2 separate regions of the Homo sapiens genome follow, and region 1 is linked to region 2. Evidence: chromatin loops called from intact Hi-C (ENCODE). Cell type or tissue: psoas muscle. All regions are shown on one strand. Links, peaks and the distances in the headings refer to the core of each region. The heading gives the core; the rest is flanking DNA. Region 1 has its middle 4.6 kb from the start of LRRC8B. Region 2 has its middle 34 kb from the start of LRRC8C-DT.

What was found. Peaks named below come from ENCODE experiments on the same cell type or tissue, not always from the same donor. Only the 100,000 strongest peaks of a DNase experiment are listed, where the experiment ranks them.
Region 1: a loop joins it to region 2, with 3 times the contacts of the local background. A loop is called at or near these places in 67 of 110 quality-filtered maps.

The regions. Positions count from the first base shown.
Region 1 is chr1:89,518,795-89,521,607 of GRCh38, forward strand. No RefSeq gene overlaps it. Among named protein-coding and RNA genes, the nearest start is that of LRRC8B, 4.6 kb to the right of the region's middle. In psoas muscle, for the core only: a CTCF peak has its summit at 1,200; no DNase peak of the experiment used is centred there; H3K27ac peaks cover 115 bases.
Region 2 is chr1:89,597,899-89,600,711 of GRCh38, forward strand. No RefSeq gene overlaps it. Among named protein-coding and RNA genes, the nearest start is that of LRRC8C-DT, 34 kb to the right of the region's middle. RefSeq lists an enhancer at 305-821. In psoas muscle, for the core only: a CTCF peak has its summit at 1,326 (motif pointing left); no DNase peak of the experiment used is centred there.

The DNA of each region.
Region 1 (2,813 bases), core at 246-2,745, 79 kb before region 2:
ATTTGAAATGGTCACAACTGGTTATTCTATGTTCTTGCAGTCTGTGCTCCTATTCAGCCAGTCTTGCACAATTGCAGTTTGAATTTCTAGATCAAGCTACCTTAATCTGAACACATGGGCAATATCCAACTCACCCCATCTTCAGAATTCTCACCACTGAGCTCATTCTCCAGGGTCATTCTCAGAATTTGTCCCAGGCCCAAAGAAAACTCATTTTAAATCTCTGCAACATGTCAGAAAAACACGACAAACTGCTTAACCAAAAATAAATAACTAAACATTCCTCATCAACAACAATGTGCTCAATCATACACAGCTGAACCACTGGGACTCTGGCAAACTTCCTGAGAATGCAATTTTTTTTTTTTTTGAGACAGAGTCTCGCTCTGTCGCCCAGGCTGGAGTGTAGTGGCACGATCTCTGCTCACTGCAAGCTCCAGCTCCCGGGTTCATGCCATTCTCCTGCCTCAGCCTCCCAAGTAGCCGGGACTACAGGTGCCCGCTGCCACGCCCGGCTAATTTTTTGTATATTATTTAGTAGAGACGGGGTTTCACCATGTTAGCCAGGATGGTCTCGATCTCCTGACCTTGTGATCCGCCTGCCTTGGCCCCTCAAAGTGCTGGGATTACAGGCGTGAGCCACCGCGCCCAGCCAAGAATGCAAAATTATGGGTGGCCTTGATTCATAGACTTTGGTTCTTTTCTTCTGATCTGACACTTCATTAGAACAAACTTGATCCACGATGCTGAGACAAAATTTAAACACCATGGCTAGGCATGGTAGCTCACGCCTATAATCGCAGCACTTTGGGAGGCTGAGGCAGGTGGATTGCTTGGGCTTAGGAGTTCGAGACCACCCTGGCCAACACAGCAAAACCCTGTCTCTACCAAAAATACAAAAATTAGCCAAGTATGGTGGCAAGCGCCTGTGATCCCAGCTACCCGGGAGGCTGAGGTGGCAGGATCACTGGAGACCAGGAAGTTGAGGCTGCAGTGGGCCATGATTATGCCACTACACACTAGCCTTGGTGACAGAGCAAGATTCCATCTCAAAAAACAAAAAAAAAAGTTAAAAAATAAAATGTATATCATTAAAGAAACATTTTAATTTAGAACCCTGAAGGTAAACTTCCTCAGATCTCTGTTCAGTGTGATTCTCCCTCAGTCCTGCACCAACCTCAACTCCCCTGTAGGAGGCTGTGTTCTCTATGGTTATGCCTTCCCCACCAGAGTACAATATATTTAAGAAGAGGAATTACTATATTTATCTTGGTATTCTCCCTCACCTCTGTCAGGTCCTCAGTGCTTTTTTTATGTGTTGTAGGCATTCAATGTTTACTTAATAGATATAAATTCAATGTTTAATACATTTATTTCTTTAAAGAAATAGAAGATTTTCATTCTCATATTTTTCAAACACTGAATCGAAAAAAAACTTTAGTATTGGATAAGATTGTCTTCCATTTATCATAAAAATTTTCTCAAGACTCAGAGAAAATCAAACTCTTATCAAGGTGGCCACATGGAGCATAGCTTAATGTTGATGACACTCAGAGATTTTCTTTAAATTTTGGTTGTTTTTCAGGGAATCAGCCCAGAAGACACCTGCCAAACCCAGGAGTTAGGTGGTTATTTCATGTGGGTCATGGAATTCAACCACCAGAAGACCAAATTGTAGTGATTGTTTCATTTTCTATTACTTGTGACTTTGCTTGTGTCACTGGATAGAGGAACTGGCCACACTTACTGTTCATTCTCATCCCCTTTATCACCTGAGTGTAAAGACCCTATTGAGATGTTGTAGAAACAGAATATTTTCATATTGGCTTCTTCACCAGATTCTCAGCTTGCCAAAAAGAGCCAGGAGGCTGGACTGGTTATTTTAAGATAAAGTTTAGGGCCAATAAGGCAAAGGTAAAGGATGTAGTCCTTCTAAATCCTGCTTCTGTTTCAAAAGTTTAAGTTCCCTTCTCTCCATAATGCATTTTCTGACTACTTCCACCCATGTTATTCAATCTTCATTTCCTTTGAGCAGAAGATGCCCTTGATTGTTTTCCGTGTTCAACTAAGTTGTGGGCTGCTGGGGTCAGGGACCAAGTTTTATGCTTCTTTGGTATCACCCATGATGTCTAGCACACTGCTAGGCACAAAATAAGTGCTGTGAAACAAAAATGGAATCTCTGGACCCCAAACTGACTAAGCCAAAAGAAAAGCTAAGCTTGGGAACTGAGTCACTAAAAAAACTGCTTTCTGTTATTGGAAAAAACTACTTTAAAGTTCATATGGAACCAAAAAAGAGCCCACATTGCCAAGTCAATCCTAAGCCAAAAGAACAAAGCTGGAAGCATCATGCTACCTGACTTCAAACTATACTACAAGGCTACAGTAACCAAAACAGCATGGTACTGGTACCAAAACAGAGATATAGATCAATGGAACAGAACAGAGCCCTCAGAAATAATGCCACATATCTACAACCATCTGATCTTTGATAAACCTGACAAAAACAAGAAAAGAGGGGAAACGATTCCCTATTTAATAAATGGTGCTGGGAAAACTGGCTAGCCATATGTAGAAAGCTGAAACTGGATCCCTTCCTTGCACCTTATACAAAAATTAATTCAAGATGGATTAAAGACTTAAATGTTAGACCTAAAACCACAAAAACCCTAGAAGAAAAGCTAGGCAATACCACTCAGGACATAGGCATGGGCAAGGACTTCATGTCTAAAACACCAAAAGCAATGGCAACAAAAGCCAAAATTGACAAATGGGATCTAATTAAACTAAAGAGCTTCTGCACAGCAAAAGAA
Region 2 (2,813 bases), core at 273-2,772:
TGATTCCCTCTCTCTTCTCATGCTTCCTTGTACTGTCGTACTGTTATTCACCAAATAATAGATTTCAGATTTACATGTGAATCTTACAACAATGGTATGAGTTTTCAAAATATGCTACCATGGCCACAAAATAACAAGCACCTGAAAAGAGCTGCGTGGATCCTAGAATACATGGGTTGCGGGGGGTAGTAGATCTCTCATGAGTGGGCCCGTCTTTCCTTGGAATTCATCAGGGACAGATGTTCATAGAACGCCTCATCTCTCTCCTTTCTTCTTGGTGCCTGTTTCTCCATTTCCTGTTTAACACTGAATTGTGAACCAGGTAAGCAAAAGCTAAAGAACTGCAAGACAGGCAATTCTGAGATGGTTTAGTCAAAGGTGAAAAAATTGAATTACTGGATAAAATAAGTACATGATAGTTTGAACTTTTCGATAGAAAACAGCCTCTCTCGGTCTCTTACATGCACACACACACACAGTTTCAGGACCACATTAGAAGGCTGATAGCCAGAATTTTGCTGGAATATATATAGACTGAATCAGATTATGAAGGAAAGTAACTTAGTTGTTCCCTGGCCATATTCTCTGAAAATGCAGTAAGTCATTCAAGAAAGGCTTCCCCCATCTCTAAGTGGTTCAGGAATGGGAAGTCTATTGAAATGAAGTGAGTGCCTGCCTCCAGGCATTAGCAGCCTTTCAGGGACTGCTAGGTGCTTTGAGATGCTGAAGTTATATGCTAACAGTCTGCCCAGCAGTGACATGGCCCCCTAAACACAGCAATAACTGTGGCTTCATGTACTTCAGCATTCACTTCCACATTTCAAAATGGCTTTTTGAAAAAGTGGTAAAGGGCTCAACTGGAAGGGAGAGACTCCGGTGCTGTTGAGGGCAAGGTTCCATTCTCTGGAGCGGCAACTTTTGTTATGGTTTGTTTCCTTCTCTGTTCCCACCTGGTGTTTTGTCACCCTCATTCCTGAGGTCTAGGGAAAAGCAGTTTATCCAAAATGCACAAAGCCAGACCTCAAACTCAAGTCCCATATTTACATAAGATCCTACATCGACATGCTAAAGAAGGATCAGAAAAGGCCACTTTAATATGCGTAGTCTTTTTAAAATGCAAATCTCTTTCTTTATCCCATGTTATCTCATCTTCCCCTAGACTCGAGTTATGTCTTTCTGCCTCCTAAATAGCAGAGATTCTATAGAGCTGCCTGTTAGCTCTTGAGATTTTCAAATTATTTCCTTATGATAAATACCTTCCATTTTGGAGCCCTTTGTATTCCTATAGGGCTCAATCCACATCATTTTTTTTACTCTCTACCTCCCTCTGCTGCTGAGAGGAGAAAATGTCAAATAGAAGCATGCCACCAACACCCATCTGTAGGTTAATATAACTCCAGATTCTTTCTTTTGGAAAAAAAGATTCATGCCTATCTTACTTACCTGCAAAGCCATCACAGATTCTCTCTGCTTTCCTTTAACACCAAACCTTCTGGTCAGCCCTATTTCCTCACTGAGTATTCACTTTTCAACCCACTTCTGTCCAGCTCTCCACATGTCCCAGTTTCTGCCCCTCCTGGTAATTTCTCTTACACAGATTACCAATCGCTTATTTGCCAAGAGCAGTGACTTCTCAGTCCTAGCCTCTGTAGGTAGAGTAGAAATGCTTTTTTAGGTTTATCAACATTTGTAAATCTTGGCCAACCTTCTTCCTCATGGAGCGTGGGCCTCACAATTGCAGGTGTAAAAGATTTACAAAGTTATGAATCAGCACTGACCCTGCAATTACTGTTTTGGAGCCTAGCCTCTCCTTCCTGATATGGTCCTTAAACCACAGCATCCAGTTTCTTGCTCCTATACTCAGTTTCTCCTTGCCTTCCCTTGCCTTTATCAAATGCAGCCCCCACGGTAAGATCTTGAGGATTCATTGGCCCTCACTTAATATCAGTAACTGTACCTCAAATGAGATGCACATAGCCCCATGCAGTTCCTGGCACCAAGATCAGACCATACCGTGTGGGCACCCTGGGCAGGTAAGTGTGTGGTACCCCTTTAAAAGAACATGCTTAGAATGTTTATTCAACATGTTTTTGGTAGAAATGGGAAAACTGGCGTTCTGTTGGAAAAAACAATCATGAACATTTTAACTATCTTTGTATTCCTTTTTCCAAAACTAAAACTCTATCTAGCAAGAATGAGAAAGAGTTTAAAGATAATTTAGCAGAAAGACAAGTGGGCCTAGGGGCTGTAGGGAATATGAGGTTTTACAGCTCACGGCATTTCTGTCGAATATCCCCAATCGACAATCAGTCTCCCGGGCCTTGTGAGCAGGCCTGTCAGCTGCTAAGTCTCCCTTCTTGTTCCCTTTCAAAGCATCCTACTCTCTTTGTCCCGCACCCTTATCCCTCCCAGATCTCACTCCCTCCAACCACTTTTGTGGGCTCTTGCTCTCTTTCGCTTGCTCTAGGATTGTGCTGCTCGGCATTGCCCCAACCACCATACTCCAAGCTTACGTATCCTCACCTATTACTAACTCCCATCTTCAAGAATATGAAATACCTATTATTCCAAGGATGATGCTTTAGCTTGTTCTCACCAAAATACATGTCTCCCAGTTATCAAGATTCTCTGTTTCTAGAAGGTAGTTTCTTGCCACAGTTTCAAATTTAAAATAAGAGACTTATTCCTTATGTTGAATGGGAAAAGGGCCAAGTTTCATTTGTTAGGCTGCTAACATAAGGAATTACATGTGGAAACCTGAGTTAACTGGCACCAAATTTCCAATTACTCCAATGACATGTAGTTACTCCTTG